4 separate regions of the Mus musculus genome follow, and regions 1, 3 and 4 are each linked to region 2. A link is a loop called in an ENCODE intact Hi-C map of the cell type or tissue named here. Cell type or tissue: heart. All regions are shown on one strand. Links, peaks and the distances in the headings refer to the core of each region. The heading gives the core; the rest is flanking DNA.

Region 1 (7,688 bases), core at 1,825-6,824, 95 kb before region 2:
ATAGCAGCAGCCATCCTCCAGACGGGGCGATTGTTCCAGAGTCAGTACCATGAGCCACAATTCTCAAGCCTTCTTGTCCACCAATGCCGGGCTTCCTCCAAGCTATGAGACAATCAAAGAGGAGTACGGGGTGACTGAGCTGGGGGAACCCAGCAACTCAGCTGTTGTGAGGACCACCGTGATCAACATGCCCAGAGAGGTGTCGGTGCCTGACCATGTGGTCTGGTCCCTGTTCAATACACTCTTCTTCAACGCCTGCTGCCTGGGCTTCGTTGCCTATGCCTACTCTGTGAAGGTGAGTGTGCTAGAGGGGGTGGGAGGGAATGGTGTAAGAAGGTGTGTGTGAGCCTGAAGCGCCATCTACTCAGATAGCACCGAGGTGTGAGTGTGGGGTCCTTTCTGTAAGAAAGTGTGTGTGCACCCTTCCTATTTGTGTGTGTGTGTGTGTGTGTGCGTGCGTGCGTGCGCGCGCGCGCGCGCGCGCACTGTCTGTCTCTGGTGTTGGAGACTTTCTGATAGTCACAGGATGAAACTGCCTGGGGATTCTGGGGCCAGACTTTCCCCACCCCTTCACCCTTTAGACTGGGGCCCTAATCTGTGTGGAAAGTGAGGTATGCAGCGAATGCTGGAGCTTACTGTATAGTTTGTGTTTGTGTGTGTGTGAAAAGAGGGGAGGGTTTCCCGGCTGGAGGGAGTGAGACAGTGGGCAGGGAGCAGTTGGGGAAATGGAGCCAGAGCACCTGGCTCTCAGCTGGCCAGCTCCAGGGCTCCTTACATCTAATTTCCTTCAGTCTAGGGACAGGAAGATGGTGGGCGATGTGGTTGGAGCCCAGGCCTACGCCTCCACTGCCAAGTGCCTGAATATCAGCTCCCTGATCTTCAGCATCCTTATGGTCATTATCTGCATCATTATTTTCTCTACCACCTCTGTGGTAGTCTTTCAGTCTTTTGCACAAAGAACACCCCATTCTGGATTCTAGCTGCCCTGTGCTCCACGGTCCACATCTGCCCCGCCCCTGCCCCGCCCCCAGGCTCAAGCCTCGACCCTTTACCCTACGCGTATGCAAATGTTACCTTCACCTATCTGTCCACAGTGGATTCAATAAAGTGCACGGGGTGGCAACTCTGGCTGTGACTCACTGTTCTCTGGTTCTGTACCGAGCTCACCTTGCATCCTTTTTGTCTGAGGAGAGCAAGTGTCGTTAACTTGTCAGGCTTCTGGTCTCCAGATATGGGCAGCAGCCGACCTGTGGGTTTTTGCCTGATCCAGGCAGAGGGGATCCGAGGATCATCTAACGCTGAGGCCGTGCTCCCGGGGGTCCCAGGAAGGGTGCAGAACTTTGGGCAAAGGAGGCTCCGGCCTAGGAGTGAAAGACACCCGGAGTCCTTTACTTTAGGGGAAAAGAAATCCCTAGCCAAGATGTGTCCTCTTTTTGTGGTGGCCTCTTGGATATGACTTCAAGCTCCTGAGCTGGCCCGCACACAAAAGTTGGGTGCTGTGAAGTTTGCTGCCCTCACTGTTTCCTTCCCCACACTCAGGCTTATGTAGGGACCTGGAGTGGGTGGGGACTCTAGAAGGTTTCTTGTAGGAGGACCACATGACAGTTCTGCTGGCCTCACAGCTCCTAGGTTCCACCTCTCCTAGGGGGGAGGCTGTGTGTGCCTTGGCACCCCGCTAACATGCCTTGCATCCCTGGAGTTCCTTCTAAAGGATACTTCTGCTTACCCAAGGCTGGCACCAAAAAGTCAGATTGGGCTTCCAGTGTCTGCAGGATTTGGGTCCTTGCTTCCCTAACCACCATGATGATTTGAATTTATCTAAAATCCTGGGCGTGGCACAGTGATCCCTACCATAGAGGTGCAGGTGAAGGCCCTGTGCGACTTCAGCAAGGGGAAGGCCTGTGGTGTTTGTTTGTTTTTTTATTAGAAGTATGGTTTTTAAGAGGAAGTAAGAGCAGCTGCCGGGAAGGGGGTCAGCTTATTTCTACGTCATGCCAGTTTGGGGAGTTCCTTTAATCTTTTAGAAATCTCAACGTGCTTTTGACATAAAGAGAATTTCCCAAAATAGCAGGCAGAAGTTGGAGCTTATTCGAAACAGTGCCCATGGTAAAATATAAAGCACACCCAGGAGTAGGAGTGTGGGCTTGTGAGGGGTCACTGCTAAGTGTTTTAGGGGTGACTCTATGTAGGATTTGGGGAAGCTTTTTAGAATGTCATTGCTTAACAGGGTGCTAAGAAACTCTTCTCTCTCCTCGTTCCATAGCCGAGGCTATAGAGCGACTGCAGGGCTTTGGATGGAGACCACACTGATGAGGGAAAACCAGGAACTGCTTGGGCTTTGCAGAGAGTCTCTGGTGAGATCTCTCGAAAATGGCAGGTTTCAGAAAATGTTAATTATGTTGGGATTCTTGACTCCCTCCGAGTTGGTGAGAGTTTCCAGGAGGAGGGATGCTTTTCATTCTCGTGGATGCACGCATGGCAGGAAGGGACCAGGGGAACTGGGTGGTGGATCAGCAGGGAGACTTAGGACAGGCTGTGCATTTCGACGGAGGGTTACAGTCCACAGGAAGGAATTAAACAGAACTTGACCTCAAGACCTTCCTGAAGCCGCGGGAACCTCTTGGGAAGAGAACTCGCCTGCTGATACCCTGGGTGCCCAGAGGCCTAGGAACTTTCTTGGGCCCAGGGCAGTTCCTCCACCACGAGGGAGCAGATACTCAAGTTCAGGGATTCAGCCCTGAGACTTCGGGGTCTGTCCTATCTGTCACCACGTCACGGGTCTTGATATTTGGCTTCTGCAGTGGACCTAGAGCTGAGGATGCTGCCCTGCCAACCTGCTACTGGACGTCTATACAACCAGCCCCATAGAAGAGTGGAATGCTCAGGGGACAGGAAGTGGTGGGCCATAGGATAGACAAGGACCAGGGTGTCATCAACTGCTTCTGAAGGTGCCAAGGCCCATCCATCTCTCAGGGCCAGCCCTGTTCTCATTCCCCAAAAGTCAGACAGACGGGGTGCTCTAGAGCCTAGAAAATTTAGACACAGTGTATTCTTAAAGTAGACCTCAGTGCTCCCGGACTCTCACTGTGGTTCCATCTGCCCTAAGCAGGAGGCCAGAAAATGGGTCCTTCTCCCCTCAGTCAGATAGCAACAGGACGGTGGTGGAGGTAACAGTAGAGGTTGATACGCCACACTTAGAACCAGATGTGTTTTACAAAGTCTCACTGGACAGGCGTGTAAGTGTAATATCTGTGATGCAGTAAGGGTCTAGGTGTCAGGGGGTGTTGCGTCTGTGGAGCATCTGCTGCTGGTGAGTGAAGACTGGGAGCTCTCAGACACATGGCCGAGACCTCAGTGTTCTAGGTTCTTGGCACCGTCAGGAACCAGAGGAGCACTGGGAAGAAGTTACACTTTGGATAGAGGGATGTAATCAAAGGCTGGGAGGAGGCTTCTGGATAGTTTCAACTGCTGGGTTTTTGAAAATTCATACTCTCTCTCCTCCTCGTTCCCTCCCTCCCCCTCCCCCCTCATTTCCTCTCTCCCTCTCCCTCTCTTTTAAGGCAGGGGTCTGGTCTAGAACTATGTGGACCACACTGGCTACGAACCCACAGAGATCCACATGCTCTGCCTCTGGGTACTGGGATTAAAGGTGTGCGCCACCGTTCTTGGCCTATGGCTAAGCTTTTATTGGGGGGGGGGAATGAATTGATTAGTCATGAGTTAAGGTGGGGTAATAGGAGGGAAATCCCTGAGATGTCAGGGTTTTTTTTTTTTTTTTTCTCCAGTACAGTCCCATCCCTCCTTTGTCCTCAGGCATAATGGGAGCGAGAGATTTTATAATTCTGAGGCTATGAAGATATGATTATAATGAAGCAAAGGCTAGGCGGAGCTCATCTGCTTAGTCTGGGATGGTCATGTTTTCGTCTGAGTAGTCACATGTCCTGGGAGAAGCCAGGTCTGAGTTTGTGTCAGCCCCACCATGGCAGATTGCTCTTGTTCTTGTGCCTTCTCTAGCTCACCTCACGAGGAAGCCAGGGCAGGACAGAGGGCAGACCTGTCCTCTGTAAGGAGGGCTGAGCAGATGGCTCAGCAGTTATGAGCATATGCTACTCTGTAAGAGGACCCGGGCTGATTTCTAGTATCCACTTCCGGTGGCTCCCCTGTAACTGCTGCTCTAGAAATTCAACACTACCTCTGTGGGCATCTGCACTCATAGGTACATACACGCCCCTCCCTACATATATATAAAAATATTTTTAAAAAGAGGTCTCTGAGATTAACAGAAGGGGCAGAAACAGCACCTACACAGATGATGAAGACCAAGGCACTGATGTATGGGCACTTAGCGTGGCAGGTATAGGCCTAGGCTCCAAATATTACCCATATGTCCCCAGACTGGAGGAGATCAAATGACAAGGGACCTTGGAGAAAGTCATCTGGGAGTCAGATGCTCTGACTAGGTCCCTTTCATCCTCCCTGCCCACTGCAGCCTCCTTACATCAGGTCAGGGGTCTTCCCTCCATGTTCACGTACCATCCCGAGGGCCCTGCACTGCTCGCTTGTTTATTGATCCGAGTGGGCGTGAGCAGGAGCAGCTGAGGGAGGCTGGGCAGTGGTGGTGTGAAGGATTTAGCTCTTGCTCAGGATTTGAGCTGGGAAGACACTGAGGTCCCCTTTACGGAGGAGGCTCTTGGCATGCGAGCCTGGAGTTAGACTTCCTGCCGGACATGCATTGAGTTCTTGGCACATGCAAGTATCTGAGCCCTCAAGGAAATGATTCCACTCACATTTTTAGGACTGGGAAGGGCAGGCCTAACAGCTAAGGAGACTGAAGAGGATCTACCTGCCCAGGAGCAGGAGAGTGCTGGTTACAGGGAGTGGGGAGGAGCCTCCTACAGTGTGCAGTGGGAAGGAGGCAGTCTCCTTCATTATTCCTCTTTGCCTGCTGTCTTCTTCTTAGCCTTTATCTCTAGCAGGTACGAATCTGAGGTCCCATTTATGCATGTCTGCAGGGGTCATGGTCAAAGCCTGGAGTCTGAGTTCTGGCAGGGATATGCAGCTCTGATCCTGAGTGTGCCCTTCCCCCAGCCTTGAGTAGGCTAAACCGACCCACAATGGTTTTACAGCCTAGCCGTGGCCTCGCTCCATTTGCAATTTCCTACAGGAGTGGACTGCCCACTGAGCTAGCTCTGCAACATAATCCAGCTGAAACAAAGCATGGGGTCTGTGGGCTTTCCCTCTGTAAACACAGTGATGAAAATTAAACTTGGAGCCTTGATCAGAAACTTTGTCTTGGCTTCATCCTTCTCTCTCACCCCATTCCTTTTCATCTCCAGCCCCCCTCTCAGGTCACCCAGTTCACCCATGGCTGCTGGACAGCCACACCTGAGAGCTCTGGTTGTTGCCTGAAACTGATGCAGCCCCATGTTTTCTCAGCCCTAGTGTCTGCCATGGAACTGTTTGCAGCCAGTGTTCTTGGGACAGCCTTTTGTGAAGTAGAGAGAGCAGCGGGACTCTGGTGGGTGGTCTACAGCCACTGCCCATGTGGCGCAGGGGCCTTTGATGGGGTCTTTTGAGAGGGGCGGGGGACGCTGGGGTGCAAGGGCGGGCCACTCTATTTGGCAGGCTGAGGCTGTAATTTGTGATATATATAGCGGGTGGAGCTGGTCAGCCAGGGAGGGTAGCAAGGGGCTATAAGCAGGCTTGGTGCTCAGAGAGGACAAGTCTCAGCTAGGAAGACACGGCGCTGGAACCCATGGACACTTCATATCCCCGTGAGGACCCCCGGGCTCCATCATCCCGCAAGGCTGATGCTGCAGCCCACACAGCCCTCTCCATGGGAACACCTGGCCCTACACCACGAGATCACATGCTCTGGTCTGTCTTCAGCACGATGTACCTGAATCTGTGCTGCCTTGGATTCCTGGCGCTGGTCCACTCTGTCAAGGTTGGCTTCAAGGCTTCTGGGATGGGAGAATGAGTGTGGTGTGGGGGGAGGTGATGTGGAGTCCGGGAAGGAGGGGGCAGTGTTCAAAAGTATATGAGGGTGTCTGTTGGCATAGCCACAGTACCTCACCAAGTTTGGGGACCGTTAAGGGGTGTATGCACTGTTCACAGGAAAGGAAGGTCTGGCTATATAGTCTCCCTCAAAGGGCAAAGTCCTTAAAGGTTGCCCATAGAGGAATTCCCACTGTAGTTCCCGAATAGCACTGAGTTCTTGGTTTCTCATAGGACTCCTCTCCCCTAGGAGGCTCTCAGAGGGTGCTGCTGACCCAGAATGGCCACTGAATCTCTACCTGCAGCCTTTATTTATGCTGAGACTATGGTTAGGACCCTGCCAGAGGCCAAACTGTGCCTGTGAAGGAACTAGGTCCAGCCGAGGGATATGTCTCCTTGAGCCAGAGTCCTCCGTCAAGATTTAGAGTTTAGCCTGTGCTCTACAGTTGCTCCGGGGGAGGGGGGGTCCCCTAGACACCATGAACATGTTAACATCTTGTTTCTGGTGCTGCCCTGCAGGCCCGAGACCAGAAGATGGCTGGGAACTTGGAGGCTGCAAGGCAGTATGGCTCCAAAGCCAAGTGCTACAACATCCTGGCTGCAATGTGGACATTGGTGCCCCCATTGCTGCTCCTGGGACTGGTGGTGACTGGCGCCTTGCACCTGTCCAAGTTAGCCAAAGACTCTGCGGCTTTCTTCAGCACCAAGTTTGATGAGGAGGACTATAACTAAGAGTTCCGAGCCTGTCCCTGAACCGAGGACAACCATGTCAGGTCAGCTGTGCCCAACACCAGCTCCTGGGAGTTACAGCCTACTATAGCACCTCGATCCCTGCCCAGCCGTGACCTCAGAGGCGGCCCTCTTGTCCACGATGTGTATTTGATGCTGCCCCACTCAGATCCCTCAGACTTAACTTATAACCTAGAGGGTCCTCAGTGCTTGGCTTTGTCCCTTTCCCCACTTACCAGGCCGAGCCTCTGTTCACGATTAAAAGTGGCAGATTCCAGAAATGTGTGGGCTCTTCCTTTCCTGGTGGTAGTTGTGTAGGGAGCCCCAGCACCAACTCATCTGGCCAACCCCAGTTATCTTATTCTGTTAGCTTGGCTGTCCGACTACTGCTTTTGCTTAGCGGCCTGTGGCTTCTGGGGTGGAGGAGCCTGAGTATTTTAGGATGAAGTTCGGGAACGCAGGCCTTTGATTCCCACTGCCCTGTGGTTTGATGGGCTGTGTCCGAGAACATGTGAGGGTGTGCCCTGACTCCTCATCCGCCACAGTGGTCTTCTTGGACTGTGCGGAAGGCAGACAGGGGCCATTTCCTATGCGGGACTGGATACTGGACTCACAGCGGACAGCAACATGATCCACAGAGACACACAGACATTTACAGCCTGCTCCCCTCATTTTCTTCCACTCACACATGGTCAGAGGCAGACAGGCAGTGGCACTAAGTGAATGTTCTCAAGTCACTTCTCCTCTCTGTGTGTCACATGCCCCTGGCTTCCACGAAGGTCTCTGCTTAGCTACCCGACTTAGAGACTCTAGGCAGTTCTGCATCCTGTTCCATGCCTGTAGCCAACAGCCGACCTTGAGGAGCTCCGAGCTACTGACAGTGTTCCGAGCCAAGCCTAAGAGATAAGACCTTTTGCTGACCTGCGTGTGTTTGGGGCTGGGGAGGAAGCTAGTGCGGGTTA
Region 2 (7,688 bases), core at 888-5,887:
TTACACAGAGAAACCCTGTCTTGAAAACAAAACAAAACAAAACAAAACCAAAAAAATGCAGAGGGACAATGTCGCCTCTGGCTGCCCATGTATAGAAACACGAGGAGCCTGACGGTTGGAAGCGGGAACTAAAGGCTTCTGAGAACCACTTAGCAGAGCCACAGAGACCTAAGGGCTACCTTTCACCTTGGGACCCGAGAAGCTTGCTCTCCTCTGGTAATCAGCAGCAGGAGGGCTCACACACACAGTGTATCTGCAGGCTTCTGCGAGGGCCTGACTGAGCGGCCACCGTCTAGCTGCACCACAGAGCAGTCAGAGCAACTGTCCACGATATATCGTCAAGCTGAGTTCTACTCGCCAGTACCAATGGTTCAGAAACAGCAGTCACAACAGGTGCCCGAGCCCCTGGGTGTCCACGTAGCAGGCCCCCAGTCCTACCTGGTGCAGACGTTTCTCTAGGAAGGCGAGGAGGGCACTGATCACATCCATGTTAACTCCCATGAACTCTAAGGATCCTTCGTGGAGCTCCAGGGCCAGAAGCACATCCAAACACTTGAGGGGCAAGTTCCCCAGGAGATTCACCGTGTGGCTGGGGACAGACACACAGAGGCCTCGACACAGTAATTATATTTAGCACAGATACACTCCCTGGCCCTTCTCCTGGGGTACACATGGATGGGCTCGAAGGGTTGCACTGAAAGCAATAGACTATAGGCAAGGGCAGGTGGTACCCCAACTCAAATTTGGTGGGGAGATTCTGCAGACGCTATCTGGGCCATTATGTCTGAGCTGAGATGCCAAACAATCTCTCGAACCTGAGATGAGCAGAGGCACCAGCAAGAGACCATACTGCCTCCGCCTAAGGCCCTGTCTCTAAGTTCATAGCTCTTCTCTTAGCCATACCTGAGTTACCTAGGCTCTCTGGAAACAACACTGGTGCCCCATTCCCCTGATGAAGTCAAAGGTGGGGCCTGGGCCCCCAAGTGCTTCTGATTCACAACTAGGGTTAAGGACTTCTGTACCCATACCTAGGAACTCTTGCCGTCCCCAACATTGTGAGCCCTACCCCTCACCCGTGGAACTCCTCTGTGCGGTCCCCAGCAGCTTCAACCATCACGCAGTGCCGCAGAAGAGTCCCCAGGTACCGGTAAAGGGCAGCATCTTCCTAACCAAAGACAGAAAGGGGCTCCTGTGAGATCGAACCCCTGTTCTTGTGGCCACATGGAGTTGATCCCTAGACGCTGTGCACAGCACATGTGGTGCTTTTGGCCACCTGAAGCACTGTGGAGAATACCCACCTGCAACCCCATGCACAGTGCGGCTCAGGCACCTTCCCTGAGTTCCCGCCTACACCATCCTCTAGTCCTCGCCATATCTGATACCCTGCAAGCTGAGGTACAAAGGGAAGCAAACTGTCCCACCCGAACTGAGTCTCAGCCAAGACTTCCAACCTACCTCATCAACTTCCCTCTTGACAGAGTCAAAGGTGATATTAAAGAGCACTTTGAGGATCTCCATGGCCCTCTCCGTCTCTTGGGCTGGAAGCATCACCGGAGGGTTTTCTTTGGGGGCCACGCCCAGTGTTAGTTCCAGCGCATCAGTCAGCAGGCGTACACCGTGCAGCTCCTGAAACAGTTGCTGGCGCACATCCGTGCGAAGGGCTGTTAGCAGGAAAAGGAGCCTCAAGTCAAAGAACTGGACTTCGTGGGGATAGCTCCTCTTGCGGTACAGTCCCACACGCTCCGCTAGCCTCACCACCAGGCGAGCCTCTGCTGCTAGCATCTGTGCTGTTGGACTGCTGAGCACAAGATTACACAGGCATTTGAGAGACTCGAGGAGGACATCCATGTCTGGGGACTGTGGGATGGGTTCCTCTGAGACGGTAATGTCAGCATAGCAGGCTAGTGCATGTAAGCTCTGGCGGCTGGCAAATGAGTCCAGGCAGCTGCGGTCTCGGGATAGGATTCGGATAGTCTGCAGCCAGGTGACACGGTGCTTTGGTGACAAGCCCTGCTCCAGGACGGAGACCAGTAGCTTTGCGAGTCTCTGTGGGGTCGAACAAAAGTGGTTCCACTAGGCCCTCTTCTTGGGGTCAGCCCGTGCCTGCCCTAGGAGCCCTTGGGGCTGACACCTACCTTCCTGTCCTCCTGCTGGGCATCATCGAAGGTGAAGCTCTGAGAATGCTGCAGGGAGACCCAGGAGGCTCAGATCCACATGCAGGTAGGACCCGTGCTCCTCGAGTCAGAGCAGACCTCTGAAGCAGCATCCATCGCTCTGAACCTTAAGGCAAGGCCCACCCTAGCCTCCCATACACCTGCCCCACCACACGCCACCACAGAGCCACCCGAGGGACCAGCCCACCACCCACCGCCGTGCTCCCTGCCACCACTCGCACGCACACCCCAGCCGAGTTGCGCGCACACCCCTGCTTCCTCTCTTCCTGAAATTTCCTCGGCAGCCGGATGCCTCTCACCTCCCGGTTGAACGACCGCAGAGCTTCTGTCACCGCATCTTCCTCTCCGGTCTCCAAGGCATCCGCAACTGCCCGGGGCTCCATGGCCCCTGGCACCGGGTGCTGGAAGGCTTGGGCTGGGAAGACGCAATCGGCCAAACCCCGGGGCTCCGCCCAGGTCCGGAAGCCCGGCGTCCACGCGTGAGGGATGCTGGGAGAGCAGCCGAACCCAAGGGTGTGTACAGGCGCCTCCGACTTAAGGTGGAGCAACCCGGCTGTGGTCGCTGAGCGGCTAGTCTTGGAGCGGCGATGCTAGCTAACCAGCCAGGCAGTGTCCTCCTTTTGAGCCCTCCTCTCTAGCCCGAGTTCCTGGCAGGCGGGGGGTGGGGTGGGATGGGAGGGTGGGGAGTGGGGTGTGGCTTGGCCCGCGCGTGGACCGTCCTCTTTACGCTCTTGTCCCCGTACTGTGATAAAAAAGGGAGCGCCGGCTCCTGGCCGCTTAATCAGTTGGGGAAGACGATTCTCGCGATCCAGGCCTTGGAGCTCATCTTCCATAGGGAATAGGGAAAGAGAAGTACAACGACTTGGATGGTCAAAATAATGCACGTGGTTAGCCGGGCATAGTGACGCACGCCTTCTTAAATCCCAGCACTCGAGAGGCAGAAACTAGCAGACCTATCTAAAAAGAATAGCCACCAAAGTAATACGGTTATTCTCAAGAAAATTGCAGAGAAGGAAGTGAAGAACACCCGTGGAAAAGCCACTCCCGCGAGAGGAGCAACGGAGGGGCGGCCAGCCGAGGCGTGTCTGAGGTTAGAAGCGTAGGAGCGCTGTGTAGCGGGGAGCCAGGTCCGCACGCCACTTAGCTGAGTCGGTGCCCCACAGTGACACATACAAACAGTGCTCCAGTGGATGATGTCACCCGCCGTGCTAACCGGCTCTGCCCCTACTCAGTGGCAGGCCCCGGCCGTCTCCTTCACCAGTCTCTTTCGGGTCTGCCTGTCCTCCCCATCCAGTTGGATTTAGCAGCGCCAGAGGCATCCGACTGATTTACTGAGCTGGTTCCTAGCCTCTGCTCCAAATTTGGGTCTGAACACCTGCTCCGAGTAACACCCACAGCGCAGGACTAATATTGCTGACCAATCCGTGGGTCCGAATGCTGGTGGCCCGCCCTTCCCTTATTTACATTCCCGAGAAGCACTCCAGGTCTGTTTCTTCCGCTTCAGAACCTTCTCCCGGAAGTTATTAGCCCGGAGGCGGAACCGGAAGACCCGGGTACTGGTGCCACGTCCGTTGCTGTGCTGCGAATTCCCTGAGTGGGACCCTGGAGGGCGCGATGGCAGATTGGACTCGAGGTGAGAGCACTTGAAAGGCAGTAGAGGTAGGAGGGGAAGTCTAAGTCTGGAGCTGGAGACATCGCTCGTTTCTCGGTGGAAGGACCTGCGTGGGGTGGCGCTTACGTATCCCTGGAAAAACAGGGCCGGATTTCGCCTGGCGCTGCCTTGGAACCCAAGCCGGCATGCCATCAGTTTTGTGTGTGGTTGATGCCAAGAGCTGGAAGCAGAGGGTCCAAGCAGGGTTTTACTAATGAGGGGCCTGAGTGCCTCGGTTCACACACATTCCCCGCCCCCGTGCCTGTGTTCAGTGTGACAGTTGTGATACTGATGCTTCGCCCACAACGATGACTATGCAGTGGTCGGTAGGACACAGCCGTCTGTCTTTCAGAGTCTGGTCGCACTTGTTTGCTGGTGCTGCTGGCCTTCCCCTTAGGTGGGTCACATCGAGGCTGGGTGGGTGGTTTTTATGCTTCAGATCGGTGCTAGTCACACTTAGGGGGGTGATTCTCAACTACCTGTCCCTGTCCATCGGAGTTAGGTTTCCACGAGCACAGTGCTCTGGGCATTCCAGAGATTCTGTGTGGGTTGCAGACATAGGGCGAGGTAGTTTCTACAGTAGAAGGACTTTCTTACACTTACCTTGGATCTGATTTCCAAGTCCTCCCCACACAGCCTTCCTGTCACCTGCTGTGCCACCGGCTGTTCTGTTTTCCCTATGGTCCCTATCAGAAAGTACTGTTTCCCTTTGAGACCGGCCCCACACCCTCAGATGACAATTTCAGCTAAGGCAATATTCACTTCGGTTCAGGAACAGTATACAGCAGGGTCGTGTATGTAGATTGATTGGATCTTCAGGCTCCCCAGCCCGTCCTTGCCTGGGCATGCACACAGGTTCTCACACGACCCATGCTACATGTCTGATGTGTAGGTGGTCAGCCTGTTGGAGCATAGGGTGGGACGTGCTAAGTTAGCAGAAGTATATGGGGGAATGCGCTTAGATGTCTCCACTGGAGTGAGGAATCAGGGACCACATGTCTGAGGGAATGCTATCCTTCCGCCTCTTTCTCTCACAGCTCAGAGCTCTGGTGCTGTGGAGGACATTCTGGACAGAGAGAACAAGCGGATGGCTGACAGCCTGGCCTCCAAGGTGACCAGGCTTAAATCGGTCAGTGGTGGCCCTCTTCCCTTCCGTGAGATACTTTGGTGGGTGGGGCTGAGAGGGGAGGAAGGAGGCCGTGTGCTGTCTGTGGGCATTGCTGACTGGAGAAGTGCTTCAGGTAATAACTTGGCCTTTTTTTTAGCTTTCTCTGGTAATAGGTACTTTTCAGAGTCGTGGGTAAAATGTAGCTGGTCTGAAGGGAAGGTGGGCACTACTCTCTGTGGCTTTGCTTGACGGTGCCTTCTGTATCCCAACCAGCTGGCTTTGGACATCGACAGGGACACAGAGGACCAGAACCGTTACTTAGACGGCATGGTAAGTGCCCGCGGTACGGGTACGTACAAATCATAGTCAGCTCCGCCCACCTGCCGTCTGCTCTGCTGGGTCTTCGCTGCTAGTGTGGTTGGGTAGTCAAGGGTCCCAACTCTATGTGACCCTGTTGGGTCTCTCCCACAGGACTCAGATTTCACAAGTGTGACTGGCCTACTCACGGGGAGTGTGAAGCGCTTCTCCACGATGGCACGGTCTGGGCGAGACAACCGGAAGCTTCTGTGTGGTATGGCTGTGGTCTTAATCGTGGCCTTCTTCATCCTCTCCTACCTCTTGTCGAGGACAAGGACGTGAGCCAGTGGGAGCCAAGGGCAGCCAGGCTCTTGTACACCTGGCATCCTGGTTTCCTAAGGACCTGACTACAAAAAAAAAAAAAAAAATCCCTTTGAAATTATCATCATGGGTCATTCATCTTCCTAAGTCAGGACGACTGCAGCTGCCTCTGTCATAATGAGCTCATCTTGGCTTGTCCTGTGTATGAAGGAAGAAGAAAAAGGCAAAAGCCAATGCCACTCCCTGGTGCTAAAGACACTGGCAGAGCCAGAGCCATGTTGTGTGAGATCAAGCCAGGTCTATGCAAAGCATCTGTGAGTCCCAAATGGGCCCACTGTGGCCATCGGCCACACTCCTCAGAAGCCAGGATCTTAAGGGCCTTCTGGATTGCCCTAACCTGTTTATGCCTGGTTTAAACCCGTGTCTGTGTCCTTGAAGAGTCTGAAACTGACACCAGAAGGGAATATGGCCGTGAGCCCTCTCCAGATGATGGTCATTGGCTGAGGCTGCTGATGAGGAGTGGACCTGGGCAGGCTGTACCCACCAGTCACTGGCAAGAGGCAAAGCCGTGGATAGAGGAGTGGACTGCAGTCCAGAGGCACTGGACTAAGATCCTTCTGGGCCACAAGGCCAGGTGTCCAGGAGCACAGGCACAGATGTGTGTGTCCTTGGGATTGAGAATCTTATCAGTGTCAAAGATGTCTCCATCCCCAGACAGACAGACAGAGAGCTGTACCAGGTGGCTTTTCAGAGCCAGGCCGTGCTGGGGTGCTCTCTCTGCTGGGGATCCTTATGGGGCCGGAGGCCACCTAGGAAAGCATTTGTGTAGTGGGAGCTTTTGACCTTGTACTGAACCTTGCCCTACCCTGTACAGCCAGTCTCCCTCGGTGTGAGGGAGATTGAGCCACCTCCTCGTTGCATAACTCAACAGACTTGCCTGCTCTGCCGGCCCTCCCTGCTGCCTTGGCCAGCCCCATTTGCACATAAATCGACCTGTGGGGCTGACAGGGCCAGCAGCTTATGAGGACCTAGCACTTTGTGTCTTCACATAAAATATCTTTAAGACGAGCTATGAAGTTCCGTGCCCGTCTCTATGTCTGTGTTCTTGTCTCTCCCTCTTCCTACACTGGCTCACTGTGCCTATGAGGCCGGCCATACCATGAGGCTCTTTGGCCCATAACCACTCCCTCTGAGTTCTAAGTGAAGCCAGATCTTGCCATACTCTGGCCTTTTAATGCCGGTAGCCATGACTTGCTGTAGCACTAGGTACCCATCCCCTTCTTCCTTTAGCAAGCAGCTTTTCTCAGAACACGTTGACCTTAGATGTATTTAGCCATTGCATTGTGTCTGCCTGAGCCTCAAACCCTCTGAAGGAGGAGTGCCCATCCTTTGTTTTGCCCACCCCTCACCCCCAAGGTGCAGCTCACTCCACACTGCTGCTCTGTGGTTTTGCTGTTCGCCCTACACATTTCCTGCTGGGCTCTTCTAGCTTGACCCTCATTCTGAGGTCTCCCTTTGTAGGCACTTCATTCTTGTGTCTCAGCATCTGTGGACCAGGGCTTTGGCTTTGCCCTCTGCTTTGTCACCAGGCATGGTAATAGTTGCTGGCATCATTCTTCCATCTAGAGCAACAGCAAGCATGCCTGAGCTTTGACTCCCAGAACTGTGAGCTGCTGACTTCTACTTTGTGGGAATGTTGCTAGACCCTAGGGCACTTTGCTGATTTTGTTTCTGGGAGATGATGGCTTGCTGTGCATTCCTGGCTGCTTTGACCTGTGGCCTTAGGCTCCTGAATGTTGATGACATTACAGACACATGCGTCCACACCTGGCTTCCTCAGGCACTTGCAACAGCCAGTGCCTTCTCTTCTTTCTGGTGCAAACCAGATCTAGCTTTCAGCTTTTGGGGGTAACTTCCTCTAGAGCAGGGTCCTTGCCATCTCTCTTCTTCCCATCCCACCGCAACCCCAAATGTGGCTAGTTTTCCCCTTGGGTCTCCACCCTGGGCCCACCTCAGCTACTTTGAGGATCAGGTATGTAGCCCGTTACATTCAGCTCTTCCTCGCATGAGTCATGTGAAGGGGGATACCAGCTCCTCAGCCACTGGGTCAGACCAACGTCCTGAAGGTCATACATAA
Region 3 (7,688 bases), core at 1,200-6,199, 85 kb before region 2:
GGTGGTACATCTTGTCCTGGGAGCTCCATTCTACACGGCTACACCAAAACTCAGCCACAGAACTGACCACATCCCAGCCACCATCCTCTTGGAAGAGCTTCGAGTCCTGGAGAATGAGAACAGGCCAAAAGGCCAGGCACAACCCACGGAAGAGGGCCACTGTGCCTGGCTTCCAAAGTCCCTCTTCACACAGCTTCCTAGGGTCCTGGGGTGGAGTGTGGCCTCGTGAGGTGCGTGGGCACACACCTGACAGTGCCTCACCTGAGTGTAATAGTAATACAGCTGAAAGGCCAAGGCCACAGCCCCATTGATATGGATCTCCTGGGTCCCATAAATGTCCTCAGGGCAGACCTCCAGGCCAGTGCTTGCACTCTCCCAAGCAAACTTGGCTCCCTGTGAGGAGAGAGGATGGCTTGGTCAGGCCTTGATCTGGGGAGGGGGCGGTCCAGTCCTACCAGAGGGGCAATCCTTTGTGGAGGAAAGGAAAGAGGAGGTATGGGGCTCTCATGGGCACTGAATGGCACTGGAAAGACCTTGGGGCAGTGGCTTATGGGATGGTACCCAGGCCCCATTCATTACCTGGTAGCCCAGGTTCTGGCCATTCTTCAGGGCTCCTCCCAGCGTACGGACTCGGTATTCTAGGATGGCCCTGGCGGCTTCTGGGTGGAACATCAAAATATTTGGGAACATCCAGATGTCCTAAGGGACGAACCATTTGAGGGTAAACAGGAGTCCATACCTTCTCCCTCCCTTACTCTTATGGACTGCCCACATTCAACCCTGCCAAGGCTTCCAACTGACGACACACAGCCAAGCAGGCAGCTGGGGGCTTCCTCCATCCCTACCCTCTGGCTCTCCCTTTTTCTCTCCCTGGATCCCTCATTTCATGCCCACTCACACCCACCTGGGGCCTCCCCAGCTTGCCCACTCCAGCGCTATCTTTCCAGCCTAGACAGCCCAGAGGTCTGGTCCTCAGCCGGGGCAGTATCAGGAGAAGCTCACGGGCACGAGCACTGGTTTGCATCACGCCTCTAGGGAGAGCTTGCTCTCCGGCTGCCTGACCTCAGCTTTCTTTGACTTCATCTGTCAAATGGGCCACTGTGCAGACTTCACAAGGTGTCAGACGTGGGAGTGGCCTCGAGCCTTCCCTCTCGCTATTCCCTCACGCAGTGGCCGCTGATCTCCATAGGCTACAACCTACAGTACTGCCTTCTCCAGCCCTTGCTTCCCCCGCACCCAGCTGCTCCTGACAGTCCCAAATCTTCCCAGACTGTATCTCTCCTTGTATCATTCTTCTACAGTCTCTATGGTTTTTCCAGTCCTTTTGTAAGCTCCAGGCTTGCACCTGGCTCACTCTGAGGCTCTGGTGTTCTTAGCCAGCTATGAGGCCCCTTCTCTGCTTTCAAATGTTGCAGACCCTCAGCCTTTGCGCCTTCTGTTTGCTCTAACCTGGACCACTCTTTTCTACCACATTCCTACACACCTTTCTTCTGAGAAACCAACCATCTCTTCCAGGAAGCCCTCCTATCTAGAGCTCCCATGTTTGGTCTTGATCTCAGGTAGTGCAAAGGCAATGCCCGGAATCTTTGCATGCAACTCCCCCTGTGTAACCAGTGCAGGGTAGGATGTACCTGATCCCAGAAGATATGGCCCCAGTAGCATTCCTCCTTACTCCCATTGGAGAGTCCTCCGGGGCTAAGCCCATGGCTGATGAATCCTTGAGTGCCAGGCTGGGGAAGCTCACTGAACAGGTAGTAGAGAGAGCCACGAAGGGCCTGGCGCAGGGCCAGGGGCCCAGCCACATCCAGGCCACAGCCTGCCCAGAGCCGGCCCCAGGAGTCTGCATGGATTGTATACAGAACACCCCTGGTCTGCAGCTGTAGGGCCTCAGCAAAGCAGTCCTGGGCTTCAGCCTGGCTGCTACCCACAACAGTCAGAAACTCCCAGGTCCTGTCCTTCTCCTCTTCCCCAAGGGTCAAGGCTGGGGGGACAGGCATCCATAGCATATGCACTTCCTGCTGTGGCTCTCCAGGCTGCTCAGGGTTAAGTACGTGGCCATGCAGGTACCTGCAAGGGCATAGCTGAGTCTTAAGAAAGGGCTCGCTCTGCTCTCTGGGCTACCTAGATTTACCCAGTGTGATTCTTACCGGAGTCCCTGGAAGTCAGGCCCCACACGCAGGTCCAGGTCTGGGCTTTCGGGGGAGAAGTCTGCCCGTAACGGCACTGTGATGGGTTTGTTCCCTGTGGTCAAGCGTGCAATGGACACACTGAAGACCAGGACATGGGGTAACACACGGTGAGCATAGATCCGCTGGGAAGCCCGGAAGCTGGGGCCTTCCAGGGTGTGGAGGAAGGAACCTAGGGAGGGTTGGGGAAAGGCAGACACACTCTCAGTACCACAGAGCACCATTACCTTCCTGGGCTGGGAGTGGGGTCCTTCAGACCTCAGGCTGCCTCTCCCCACTGTGTAGTGGGCCCACCCAGATGAAAAGAAAGCAAGAGCAACCACACAGGCCTCATTTTGGGAGGCGGCTTTTTCATGTTTTTTTTTTTCTTCTTCTTCTTCCTTAAATTAAAGGCTATGTGTTTACATATTTTTGTGATGCATCTTGATGTGTACTGGAGGCTGAGCTCCAACTCTCCGTCTTCCCGCCTCAACCTTCCCAGTACCAGTGCCAAGGTTACAGGCCTGAGGCACACATTGGTGGTTGTGGCCCCTTTCCCAGCTTCATGGACAAGTGAGGAGCAATAGGTTGGCACGGGTTGGTGACAGCTAACCTGTGTTGGTGTCCAGGGTAAAGGTCTCTGTCAGCTGTTCTGTCCCTGCAGGGGCCTCCAGCTGGACATTGAGGGGGCTGGGCAGACTGGCCCGGTGAGTGTCCCCGACAGCTCCATTGTACACACCGTTTATATGGATGGTGTCATGATACACACGTGTACCTAGGTATGAGTTCGTTACAGTGGCCCAGAGCCTGGGGTCACTGGGCAGACAACGGGCACTGAATATGGTCGGGTCATCTTCAGAGCCGTCCATGGAAAGCTGCCTCAGCCCAGACGGCCTGGAGGAGACAGTTAACAGTGACTAGCTGGACTTTCCTCCACACGCACACTCACAGTAAACCCTCAAACTTGGCCAATCCCCACAGGCGGTGAGGGGAGTCGGGGGCTAGCTGCGTAGCTACCCTAAGTAAGGGTTGCGGGCGCCAAGAACATTCTTAAATTAAGAAGACTGCCAGGAGCCCAAGTGAATCTGTAAACAAGTTCTCTCAGCACCCACCGCCGACCTCCCTCTTGTGAGCTCCTGAGCCAGCTTCCTTAAGTAAGAACTGCTGAGGTAGGAATCAGGGAGTTCTTCGCGGGCCCTAAATCCTCAGGGAGGGTGAGGCCGGACGGTGGAGGAAGAGGAACCCGGAGATTTGGAGAGGGACAGCAAGGAGAGGCGTTGGGATTGGGGAGGAGGGACCGGATGGGGTGGATGACGACGATGGGGTGGGGTGGGGCCGCAACTGGGGAGTAGCGGGACTTGCCCAGGAAATGGAAAGAGGAAGCCCGTGTAGGGGTGGGGTGCGGAGAGGGGGATCGATCGCGAGTTGTCGGGAAGAGAGACTAGGGAATAAAGGGACGAAAAAGAGTTCAGAGTACTCAGTGAAAGAGGGTGAGGGCGGGCTGGAGAAGAGTGTGGGCTGTTTTTGTAACTCACCGCTGCCCTCTCCACTCAGTGCGGGGATCCGGGTGTAAGAAGGCTCTGTGGGTGCGAGCTGCCCCTGGCGGTAGGAAGAAGAAGCGGCCCTGCCGCGTGGCAGGTGGGCGGGTCTGAGTTTAGGCGGGACCTGGGAAACTGTCATGGTTTTGGGGAAGAGACCACGCAATAGGACTAGGGGTTAGTTGAGCTTTGGCTCTAAGATGTATGCAAGGCTGGGACAGACCTGAGATACCACTCTACAGTGACGTTTAGTGACTAGAAAGGACCCTGGCTATTTAAGGAACAGGATGCTTGTAAGAAAAGCCTACCTCATGCAAACCTGAAAGAAGTGGGTGCTGTGTAAAAGTTCCACAGCCGAATGCTTTTCAGACTTTCCCCTTAGCTCACGGGACCTTTCCTATTTAGGGAAATTATTTCATTTTTATGTTTTATCCTATTTTTGAGTGGTTGGCCTGACTCTTGGTATGCAAACCCAGCTGTCCTCAAACTCACAGAGCTCCAACCTACTTCTGCCTCTTCAGTGTTAGGGTTAAAGACGTGCACACTACACTGAGCAGTATTTATTTATTTTGATTTAATTAAAATATAATTACACCATTTCCTCCTACTCCTCCCATGTATGTCCCACCCACATTCACAGGACCTCTTTTTTTGGGGGGGGGGGTTCCAGACAGGGTTTCTCTGTGTAGCCCTGGCTGTCCTGGAACTCACTCTGTAGACCAGGCTGTCCTCAAACTCAGAAATTCACCTGCCTCTACCTCCCAAGTGCTGGGATTAAAGGAGTGCGCCACCACTGCCAGGCACAGGACCTCTTTTTTTGGAAGAGTTTCTTTTTTCTTTTCTTCTTCTTTTTTTTAAATGTGTGCTTTTTATGTAAATGAGTGCTCTATCTGCACGTCCACTTCCATGTTAGAAGAGGGCATCAGAACTTATTGCAGATGATTGTAAGCCACCATGTGGTTGCTGGGATTTGAACTCAGGACCTTCAGAAGAACAGCCAGTGCTCTTAACCACTGAGCCATCTCTCCAACCCCTGGGACTCTTTTTAAACCATTGTTGTTACATATACATATAAGGAATAAATAGATAAACACCACCTGTGAGTCTGTTCAGTGTTGCATTTGAGTATATGTTTATGGGGTTGCATTTGAGTATATGTTTATGGGGCTGACCACTTGGTACTGGAACACCAATAGGAGGTGTAAACCAGAACAGGTGCCAGGTTGATGTTAAAGAGCCACATTGTTACACATTGTTATTAAGTCTCCTACAAGAATCCGTTTCTGTTTCTTAAGCCTGATGCATCCTGCAAACCTTGCTTTCCAACCTGTGCTGAACTTGTGACTCCATCATGTGTGCCTACCCCTTTGCCTTGCTAAACTCCCGAACCTGTGATACGACTATCCTTTTGCCTTATGAAAATGTCTTCCTAGATACCTTGATGACTCCCTTTCCACGTGATGTTTTCTTGCACTTATTTTTATTGCCTCCTTTCTAACAGCCAATTATCGCGACATCTGTTTTCTATCAGCCCTAACCTTTCTCCATAAAAGGAACCTCAAAAGCCAGTGAGGGGCTGCTCTCTGAAATCCTGACTTTAGGAGAGACAGCCAGCTGGCCAGTTGTAAATACAGCTTGCTTTAATCAGACACTCAGGAATTGTTTGTTTCCATCCCTACCACCCCTCCTCCTTCCCCAGGTCTAAAAGAGGCTCATCCCCGGGGAAGACTAATTCTCCCTCCTTCTGCAATAGTTAATTGATTGTAGCTCTTCATCTAGGGGAGGGGCCCCATGAGCTTTCCCTAGCTAGCTGGCTTCCACTAGGCTCCTCCCAGGGACCTAGCAAAGGCCAGCGCTGCTAGGTGATGGACTGCTCTCTTGCTCTCCCTCGCTCTCCCCCTCTCCCCTCTCCTCCCCCTCCCCCTCGGCTCCCGCTCCCTCTCTCCTTTCTGTCCCTCTCTGCGCCCACTGCCCCCTCCCCCATGGCTCTGCCCTGGTCTGTCTGCCTGTCCACTTGTCTGTCTTTACCCCTGCTCCGGGTCCTCACTCCTCTTCCTTTCCCCAGGAAACCTCTTTTACACCAGATCTGTTGCATGGCATAATTACACACGGGCATACCTTGGCATGGGCCCACTATATACCACCTCCTGGCATTATATATACTTCAGTTGTTGTTGAAAGTGTGCAGTCTTTAGGCATCTGTAATTGTTCAGATTTCCTGGGTGTAGCTTCCCCAACACAGCATGAATGCATAATTTCACAGAAGATAGCTTGGTCATCAGGCTCTTACAAGCCCCTCCCTGGCCCTGTTCCTTGATGTATCCTGAGCCTTAAGTGCAGGAGTTATGCTATAAATATATCCGTTGGGGCTGTCCATCCAGCAGTTACCCTCTGCATTTTGACAAGTTGTGGCTTTCCAAAATGTCCTCCTCTTGTCAGGTGCCAAGAAGTTCCATTTCCCAAAGTCTGGCACATAGACAAAAGCCAATATTCTTACAGTCCTTGCTTGCTAAAGGGAGGACTTACTTGGATAAAAGGGACCTCTGACTGTTCCATTAACATATGCTTGTGGTCCCTATTAGCATATTACAGTCTGTGCTAGCTTCTAGGGTCCCTCAGTTCCTACTCACAGAGTCCCAAAGTCACCTCAGCTCACAGGCTCCCCTCTTATAACTCTAGAGATATATGCCTCTCCCACCCCATTCTCTGCTTTCCCAAGCGATAGCCTTGGTTGTGTGGAATAAAGTTTCCCCTTTCAGCCCTGGGGCTTCACTGAGTCTCTTTACTGCACCCTCACATTTGATGAGGGGTGAGACCTGCTCTTACCTGGGTCTGTGCTACTTGTGGTAGTTATGGGGTTCCTGGTAGGAAGAGATTTCTGTTTTTTTTTTGTTTTTGTTTTTGTTTTTTTTCTGAGATTTTATTTTATGGGTATGAATGTATGGCTGCATGGATGTCTGTTCCCTATGTGTGTTCAGTACCCATGGAGGGCAGAAGAGGGCGCTGGATTCTCTGGGACTGGAGAAACAGGTGCTTGTTAGCCACACTGAAGATGCTGCGAATCAAACCCAAACCAAGATCTTCTGGAAGAGCAGCAAGTGCTCTTGCCTCTGGGTCATGTCTTTTGCCCGATTTTATTTTTGTTTATGTGCCACAGTGCTTCACTAGAGGTCAGAGTGATATAGGGGGAAATCAGGGTCCCTTTTTGGGGTTCTTTTTAATATTTTTTTAAAAGCTTTTTTTTTTTTCAGTTTTTCCAGACAGGGTTTCTCTGTATAGCCCTGGCTGTCCTGGAACTCACTTTGTAGACCAGGCTGGCCTCGAACTCAGAAATCCACCTGCCTCTGCCTCCCAAGTGCTGGGATTAAAGGCGTGAGCCACCACGCCCGGCTAAAATTTATTTCTATTTTATTTTATGTGTCTGAGTGTTTTGCCTGCATGTGCATCTGTGCACCACTTTCATGCCTGGTGCCTGCAGAGGCCGGAAGAGGGCGTTGAATCCTCTGGAATTGGAGTTACAGATGCTTGTGAGTCATCAGATGGGTTCTGGGAACTGAAGTTGGGTCCTCTGCCATTGTACCATGGACCCTTAACATCTGTGCCATCTCTCCAGTCCCGGATTTTGTGTTTCTTGGTCTCAGTAATAAAAGAATCTAAGAAGAGACAGAAATGGAAGCTCAAGGACACTTTTACTAGATTTTAAAAGAAAACCCCAGGTTAGGCCAGCGGCAAACCTCAGCAGCTATCCAAAGGAGGAGGTTGGAGAAGAGAAGGGGAGAAGCCATGCTGACAAGCAGCCATGTGGCAGGGGAGGAGGGAGGCTTTAGAGAAAGTCCAAATTTCGAAACCCAGAGTATTAAGGAAAACATAAAGAGAAGAAACTGGGCAGTGGTGGTGCACGCCTTTAATCCCAGCACTGGGGAGGCAGAGGCAGGTGAATCTTTGTGAGTTCGAGGCCAGCCTGGTCTACGGAGCAAGTTCCAGG
Region 4 (7,688 bases), core at 1,600-6,599, 340 kb before region 2:
TGCCATCCTGGTACTGGTGTTCGGTGTGGTCCCCCTGGAAAGCCATTTAAGAATATAGACCCCAGGCTAAAACTTCTAAGCTGAGTATGGAGCTTAGTTCTAAAATCCAATCTTAAGGAAAAAGACATGCTGCCCAAGGTGTTTGCTAGCTTTTCATTTACAACCAGGAAATACAATTGGCTCATCGAAAGGTCTAGCTGTGACAGTCATAGGGGCATGGGTGTGACCAGCGGCTCTCACCGAAGTTCCCCAGGCTGTTCTTACGGGTGTCCACACACATCTCCAGCACCCTCACCAGTTGGAGGTCATCTACCTGGGCCAGGGCCTGCTGCAGAAATCATCAGGTGTCACTCCAGGTTCTCTCCATGCTCTTGGCTGAGGACTCTGTAAAGGTGCCTACTGGAGCAGGTGGAGGCCACCTCCACCTCATCCAAGTTGGGCTTTCCATAAGAGTTTGGCTGGTGGGCATGATGTGAGCAGAGACTGTAACTGTTTGACTATCAGGGAAGGAGTGCTGCCAGGGAAGGGCCTGTACTTGGGGTGCCAGTCTCCAGATGAGATCTTCAGAACAGACCCAACAATGCAGCTGGAGCCCAGAGGCCTGCTGAGCAGCATCCAGCCGCTGCATACTGGGCCAGAGGACATACAAAAACACTCATGCTGGAAGTCAAGGCATGGGGGCCTACTGGTCTGTCTGTTCTTGTAGATGGACTAGACAAGACACTCGTGTGTGTGAAATGCTGCCATGGTCTCTTAGAACTGGGCCACGCACGCTACAGCACCAGTGGATACCTTGGGGAGCACATGCAGGCTCTGGCCTAGCAGGCTAACCAGTTATTCTGAGGAGGTCCTGGGTGATAGCATCCATCAAGATTCTCTCCTTCGTGGTTGCCCACTATGCATAAGTTGCAAACTCTTAAGTACTGAGAGCATCAGTGGCACCCAGGTGGACTCTATAAAGCCTTAGACTCAGGGATGAGGTGAACCAATGGGCTCTCACACTAGATTTGGAGGAAAGGCTTTACCTGCTGCCAATGTAGTCAGTGTACCAAGGTCAGACCCTGCCTCAGGCAGGTTGAGAGGAGACAGGAACTCTAGCCTTGGTAGGGGGCCATGGACCCCAGTTGCCCTCCCAGCATCCCATTATGCCACCTCTTTGTCCTCCCTGTTGCAATATTAGTTCTTGAGTAAAGGACTTCTTGTCAGCTTGAGTACAGGCCTCAGCCAATAGTTATGGAATCCTGGCCCAACAGTGCCATTTGTGATAATGCCTGGGGATGCTTGCGTCTGTCACTTGGGGGTTACTGGCAGGGACTCTAAGGGTAGAAAGGCAGGGAGAACTAGTGGAGGGAAAGCTAGATATAGGCAGAAAGGGTACCAAGATGTCACTTCATGCAGACCCATGGCAGAGCCTCAGGCCCCAATCACTTACCAGTCGAGCAGGGGATAGGCGCTCCTCCACCCACCGCTCCCTATGGATATCCCCATGGCTGCCCAGTCTCTTGTTTTGTGGGTGGGGGTTGTTTAGGCCCTGCCAGCTCAGCTCCCGTACCCGGATACTAGCTGTGCCTGGTCGAGACCCCTGGGATCCATCCCAGGCTGGGTCCATCCAAGTCCAACCTGTTAAGAGAAGCAGAGGGCCAAGTCTCCTTTACAAGATTCTAGTTCACAACAATGGCCCACAAAGCCATGACATTAACTCTGATCTTCCATCAGCCTCCCATTTCCCAGCCTGATTGGACCTGCTCTGAGGGGCCCCAGGCAATGTCAGTGGTCTAGATAACTGGATAGCACACATACCCCGCCCTAGCTTCTGTTCAGTTTTTTTTTTTTTTCCAATTTGGCTGATACCGTCCCTTTGCTTCTCTATTTTTAAAAAGAGATGTATGTATCCATTTTACAATTTGTGTGTGTGTGTGTGTGTGTGTGTGTGTATGTGGAGGCCAGAGAACAACTTTGGGTGCCATTCCTGGGGTGCCATCTTCTTCTTTTGAGATAAGGTTTCTCACTGGCCTGGGACTCACCAAGTAAGCTAAGCTTTGTCTCCACAGTGCTGGGATTATAAGCTCACACTACCATGCCTGGCATTTTGTATGATAATTTTGGGGATCAAGCTCAGGTCTTCATGTAGACAAAGCAATCAATTTGCTGTCTGAGCTATCTCCTTGGCCCCTGGTTCTATATTTGTTTCCCACACTGTCCACACAATGAGCACCGGCTCCAAGCTCCAAGCTTTGCTGTCTGGGGGCATCACAAAGGCTGTGAGTTGAGGCTGGAAAGCTAGCTCAGTGGTTTAGAGCACTTGCTCCTTTTACAGAGGACCTATGTTTGATTCCTAGCATCCATGATGGGTGGCTCCACATACACACACACACACACACACACACACAGACACACACACACACACGCTTATAAGATAAAGATTTTTTTAAAAGGCTGTGAGGCTAGGGATACTGTACAAGATGCCTGTAGTGACCAGCAGCAAGTGGCTACTGACAGTTCCCTGAGCTGCCCCTGACAATGGTTGTGGATCTGCCTTCATTAATGGTTTCATGAGTCTAAGTTTAGGATCAAGATAGCAGGCATTACCTCCAACCATCCACACAGTCTTCTGACTAAGTACCTGAAGGTAGCCGGCTCCTGCTGTAGGTCAAACATCCGGGCAAGGGGGCCACATGTGTCTACATGTAACACCTGTAAAAGAGAATTAGATTAGCTTCCTGGTTAGATCACTGTACTCTGTGGTACCTGAGCTGGCCAAGGTCACAGTATCCAGAAACAAGCAGGTACAAGAATGGGGGAGATGTTAGGTGGAGGCCTGGCCCTGAACTCCCTGTAACCATTCTAATGGAGGATAAAGCTTCTACAATGAGGATTCAGCCAGGGTCCCTCTTGGTCACCCAATGCAAATAAAGACATGATCCAAGTCCTACTTCTACTCCCAGAGGGGAGCCTGGGAATGCTCTTGTCAATCATCTGTGGGCCCGCCTCTCCTGCAGGCACTCCTTCCCATACTTTTTTTTCAGGTGCCTCTACACCTCTGGTAGGAAGTGCATAAACTGTTTCTCCTTAAAGATACAGAGGTCTGTGTTTGGCCCTAGATCTTATACTCAAGAGACAATGGCTAAGGTAAGAACTCTGTTCAGAACATTAAGTATATCCTTTCTTCTTAGTCCTCCTCCGTGGCCTCCATGCAGGTTTGGCCGACCCCTAACTCCTGTACTTCCTGCCGTTCCCAGATACATTTCTCTAGTTAGAGTGATCCCCTTCCACTGCACTTCATGACTTATTGCTTACTCTGTCCTGTATGTCTTGTCCCACAGACGTGGGTCGCCCAGGATCCCCCTAGCACAAAGGACATGGAGAGGAGGTGCTAGGCTCTCACCTGAGGGGTGGGCCAGAGTGCCCAAGACTTGGGGCGCAGCACTAGGCCCCTCCACCGCGGCGGTCGCTCTCTCAGGTGAGGGCTTTTTTTTTTAATTATTATTTTTACCACCGCGATGGGGTTGCAGGCCTGGCGCCATGGCAACGGGGGCGGGGCTCATTTGAATACCCAAATATTCGTGAGCCGCGGGCATCCGGGGCTTCGGTAAGATGAGCCCCGCCCCCTAGCAACGGTTGCCGGGACACGCGGCAGATCCGGTGGAAATGCTCCCTAGAGTAAGAGACAAGCCGGACGGCTGAACGCAGTGAAGGCACTCACGGTGGTTCAGAGAGCCGTCCGTGAGAGGCTTCTGGCCAGCTCTCGGTTATCTGCCTGCTAGATGAATAGAACAAGCCGAGCTTGCACCCCGGGCGGCGACCGGGGTGAGCGTGCAACCCCAGGCCTGCACGACCTGAGTAAAAGCCTGAGTTTTTCTGAGGACGTGCTTATTCGTTTCTTTGAAATTTCAAAAAGTGTTGAAAACATGTCATTTGCGTCTGACACAGATGTACCCTACTTGCTTGAGTGGGTGGAACACTTCATTTCGCCCCAATACCAACTTTTCTGACTTTCGGGGTCGTTCTTCAAATGGACGCAGTATGAGCTTCTGCAGTGTTGGGACCTCGAGTTTGAGAGCGGTAGGGGGGTCTTCTCCAAAACACGAAGAGCGCGGTGTGATGGGCCGACGCTGCCCCAGGATGGAGCCTTTGCTCCACCTCGACCTACGAGAACAGGCAGCTAGGGGTTCCGGCGAACTCTGTCTTCCTCTGTTATTCCGCGTCCGCGGTGCTGACTGTCCCCGACACCAATACCCGGTCGGGATGACCTTTCCACTCGTGGGCCTTTGGGCCTTTGGTGAGGCTGCAGGGTGGAGGCTCTGTAGTAGGTCCTCAACGCAACCCGAGCGTGCACCAGTTTCTCTCCGGAGAAATCCCGGGCTCGTAAGCACGGTCTCGGTCTGTCTCTTCTGCACCTAGGCACTAGACATCACTGTTGAGTGCAGGACCCAAGTTCCGGCACTGCCTTCCCCGCGGCTCCAGGAAGCCCCGCCCAGCTTCGGCTTCTGACGGATGGGTTGCTCAGCCAACCACAACAGGTCGCGGTGCGGAGGAGTTCGACCAATCACGGGCCGCCTCGAGTTGACGGACGGGCGTGGGGCGGAGCGGGGCGGGGCGAGCGCGGGCCCGGCCAAGTCCCCGCCGTCCGCTCCCGGCGCCCGCAGCCCGAGCCGCACCCGCCGCGGACGGAGCTCATGCGCGGGCCCAGCCGGCGCCCGTCCGCGCCCCCGCCCTGCCCCGGCCCCGGCCCCGGCCCCGGGGGCAGTCGCGCCAGCAAGCGGTGAGTGCGGGCACGGGGTGGGGCGCGGGGCGCAGGTGATCGGTGCTTCCTTGCTCCTCTCGGCCCGGCAGCGTGCCTAGCGTCCGGCTGCCCGCCTCTGCGGCCGGACTCGCTCTGCCTGTGGCCGTCCTCCCAGCGAGGCGCCGCCCGGGCCTCCGGAGACTCTGCGCCCCGCGGCCATCACGCTCGGGCCTCGGGGCCACAAGGACACCCGCGTTGGGCCCCAACCAGGGCCTTCTGCTCCCAGCCATCCCTCGCGTTCCTGTAGTCACCTGCTTCCCACACCCTCAGCCGTTTTTCCCCCCCTCTGTGAAAGCTCCCTGGCCCCTTGTGGAAGGTTTGTCTTAGTGGAGGGCAGGGTCCTTCTCCAGCCACCCTCCCCCCGCTGCCGGGACCGCGCCTGGCATGCAGTAGGCGCTCAGTAAATAGTTGTAGGTTGCACCCACATGCCGGCGGGCCAGAGCCGGTTGTAGGCTGGCATTGGCCTGCCTGGGCACGCCGAGGCCGCCGTGGCAGGACCTGTTTTTTGGGGGGTGGCCTCAGCCCTCAGGCGCCTCCAGTTGAGGGTTTCTGCCTACCTAGCGACTTCTAATTTGGGTGCGTGGTTGGGAGAAGCTCTCAGCTGTCAGCCCTGCCTTGGGGGCCTCTCCCTGCTTCCTCACACAGCCATTAAGTGCTGTTTGAGGAGGTTGGGGGGTGGGGGTGGGGTCCTCCCTTTTCAAGCTGAAGGTGCCACAGGTGATCAACTGGGCCACTGGCAGGCCTGCCTGCTCAATGCTGGAGAGGGCCCTTGGGTCAGGCATCTATTAGCCGTCTCAAGTGGCAAGGGCCTTGGCTAAGTGTGCTTCTCATTGGCAGGTGGGGCAGGAGCTCCTGGATTGGCAGCCGCTGTAGAAGCTATGACAGAATACAAGCTTGTGGTGGTGGGCGCTGGAGGCGTGGGAAAGAGTGCCCTGACCATCCAGCTGATCCAGAACCACTTTGTGGACGAGTATGATCCCACTATAGAGGTGAGCTCTGCCTACCTGCCAGAGGTGGGCTGTGGCAGTGGTCATGGGTAAATGACCAAACAGCCCAGGTCTTGTAGGTGTTATGGGGTATGATCCATCAGGGTATGAGAGGTGCAAGGGTGTAGGCTGGTTCTGTGGATTCTCTGGTCTGAGGAGAGGTGAGACCCCACCCCCACCCCCCACCCCCACTAAGCCGTGTTGTTTTGCAGGACTCCTACCGGAAACAGGTGGTCATTGATGGGGAGACATGTCTACTGGACATCTTAGACACAGCAGGTCAAGAAGAGTATAGTGCCATGCGGGACCAGTACATGCGCACAGGGGAGGGCTTCCTCTGTGTATTTGCCATCAACAACACCAAGTCCTTCGAGGACATCCATCAGTACAGGTGAGCCACCTATGGCTAGCCCGTGAGCCCGTGGCACACGTGAGGAAGGTTCCGTGTGCACACTGAGGCTTTATGTCTTTTTTTGAATGTCCTGGACACAGTCATGCCTGCAGCCTGCTAGCTGGCTCATATCCACCCCATCCCCCTCCAGGGAGCAGATCAAGCGGGTGAAAGATTCAGATGATGTGCCAATGGTGCTGGTGGGCAACAAGTGTGACCTGGCTGCTCGCACTGTTGAGTCTCGGCAGGCCCAGGACCTTGCTCGCAGCTATGGCATCCCCTACATTGAAACATCAGCCAAGACCCGGCAGGTGAGCCTGTTTCCCTCTCCACAGCTAGTCAAGGATTTACCGCACCCCACCCCAGCCAGGGAGCAGAGCTCATTGCCGCTCTCCCTCAACACAGGGCAGCCGCTCTGGCTCCAGCTCCGGGACCCTCTGGGATCCCCCCTCCCCCGGGACCCATGTGACCCAGCGGCCCTCAAGCTGTAAGTCTCCCAGACCGCAGGGCTGTGAGGGAGGCAAGGGCCAGGGTCTGGGCTTATGCCCTGCAGTTCTGAGTTCACATAGCTCTAGGGCAGGATGGGGTCCCTGGAGAGAGCTGCCCTGAGCCAGGCCGGAGCGGCGACCCAGGGGCCTTAGTTCTTCTTGTCCCCAGTGTCCTGTGGATACTGGCTAGTTTTAAGCCCTTCAGTGTTGTTAGGCTGTTCAACTTGAGACGTACTGGGGGTCTGGGAGAGTCCTGAGTTAAGTGGCTCTGACTTTGAGTGATACTCAGGAGTGAACCCTATTTCAGGAGAGTGGCCTGTGCCTTTTGGATGGCCAGGGCCCAGCTCCCTATTTGTGTTGGTTTTGCAGCTGAGGAAGGGAGCCTCCAGCGTTGGGGTGTGACCTGATCTAGGCAGGGAGTTTCTTACCCAGACAGCACCCCTTTTCTCCCCAGAGTCCTCTCTGATCTAGTCCCTCTGTCCCCAGGGCGTGGAGGATGCCTTCTATACACTAGTCCGTGAGATTCGGCAGCATAAATTGCGGAAACTGAACCCACCCGATGAGAGTGGTCCTGGCTGCATGAGCTGCAAATGTGTGCTGTCCTGACACCAGGTGAGGCAGGGACCAGCGAGACGTCTGGGGCAGTGACCTCAGCTAGCCAGATGAACTTCATATCCACTCTGATGTCCTTGCTCCCCCAATTCTGCCAATCCCCCCCGCCTGCAGTCAGTCATGTCCTTTGTGCCCGTCCCGGCACAGGCTCAGGACATGGAGGTGCCGGATGCAGGGAGGAGGTGCCGACGGAAGGAAGGAAAGAGGCGGGAAGGAAGGAAACGGTGCTGGAGCCAGGCCAGTCCAGGGATGGTGGACAGATGTGACCAAGACCTTCGCATGGACAATTTGAACAGACTGTCATGAACTGTCCCTGTTGCCACTGGCACCCAAGTCCTCCACCCCTCTCAGTTCCCTCCGGGCGCCTGCCTGTGAGGGCACACGTTGCATCACAGTAAATTATTTGATGGTCTTGACTTGTCTCTGGC

Evidence for each region. Peaks named below come from ENCODE experiments on the same cell type or tissue, not always from the same donor. Only the 100,000 strongest peaks of a DNase experiment are listed, where the experiment ranks them.
Region 1: it touches region 2 in a loop (1.8-fold over the local background); 3 of 42 quality-filtered maps call a loop at or near these places.
Region 3: it touches region 2 in a loop (4-fold over the local background); 2 of 42 quality-filtered maps call a loop at or near these places.
Region 4: it touches region 2 in a loop (3-fold over the local background); 6 of 42 quality-filtered maps call a loop at or near these places.

What each region holds. Positions count from the first base shown.
Region 1 is chr7:140,948,277-140,955,964 of GRCm38, reverse strand. Ifitm5 (interferon induced transmembrane protein 5) reads left to right here and starts at 5,722. Exons shown (of 2, transcript NM_053088.3): 1 at 5,722-5,947; 2 at 6,517-7,007. The coding sequence starts at 5,756. The coding sequence ends at 6,729. It overlaps Ifitm2 (interferon induced transmembrane protein 2), which reads left to right and starts at 4. Exons shown (of 2, transcript NM_030694.1): 1 at 4-295; 2 at 792-1,126. The coding sequence starts at 50. The coding sequence ends at 980. In heart, for the core only: no CTCF peak of the experiment used is centred there; DNase peaks (open chromatin) are centred at 2,684, 3,324, 4,694 and 5,634; H3K4me3 peaks cover 257 bases; H3K27ac peaks cover 197 bases.
Region 2 is chr7:140,852,340-140,860,027 of GRCm38, reverse strand. Bet1l (Bet1 golgi vesicular membrane trafficking protein like) reads left to right here and starts at 3,645. Exons shown (of 4, transcript NM_018742.5): 1 at 3,645-3,807; 2 at 4,863-4,954; 3 at 5,207-5,263; 4 at 5,405-6,644. The coding sequence starts at 3,789. The coding sequence ends at 5,572. Ric8a (RIC8 guanine nucleotide exchange factor A) reads right to left here and starts at 2,631. Exons shown (of 10, transcript NM_053194.4): 1 at 2,474-2,631; 2 at 2,136-2,183; 3 at 1,456-2,046; 4 at 1,074-1,165; 5 at 439-589. The coding sequence starts at 2,557. In heart, for the core only: no CTCF peak of the experiment used is centred there; DNase peaks (open chromatin) are centred at 1,002, 1,697, 2,667 and 3,617; H3K4me3 peaks cover 3,850 bases; H3K27ac peaks cover 3,976 bases.
Region 3 is chr7:140,937,656-140,945,343 of GRCm38, reverse strand. Pgghg (protein glucosylgalactosylhydroxylysine glucosidase) reads right to left here and starts at 3,953. Exons shown (of 14, transcript NM_145387.5): 1 at 3,701-3,953; 2 at 2,779-3,059; 3 at 2,148-2,358; 4 at 1,632-2,067; 5 at 580-699; 6 at 262-393; 7 at 1-106. The coding sequence starts at 3,034. In heart, for the core only: a CTCF peak has its summit at 3,774; DNase peaks (open chromatin) are centred at 1,803, 2,773, 3,463, 5,493 and 1 weaker place; H3K4me3 peaks cover 1,931 bases; H3K27ac peaks cover 2,881 bases.
Region 4 is chr7:141,190,914-141,198,601 of GRCm38, reverse strand. It overlaps Hras (Harvey rat sarcoma virus oncogene), which reads left to right and starts at 4,598. Exons shown (of 5, transcript NM_001130443.1): 1 at 4,598-4,762; 2 at 5,621-5,772; 3 at 5,982-6,160; 4 at 6,312-6,471; 5 at 7,135-7,688. The coding sequence starts at 5,662. The coding sequence ends at 7,254. Lrrc56 (leucine rich repeat containing 56) reads right to left here and starts at 4,472. Exons shown (of 13, transcript NM_001172064.1): 1 at 3,985-4,472; 2 at 2,624-2,694; 3 at 1,433-1,620; 4 at 241-328. The coding sequence starts at 1,609. In heart, for the core only: no CTCF peak of the experiment used is centred there; DNase peaks (open chromatin) are centred at 3,601, 4,501, 5,121, 5,571 and 1 weaker place; H3K4me3 peaks cover 3,263 bases; H3K27ac peaks cover 2,906 bases.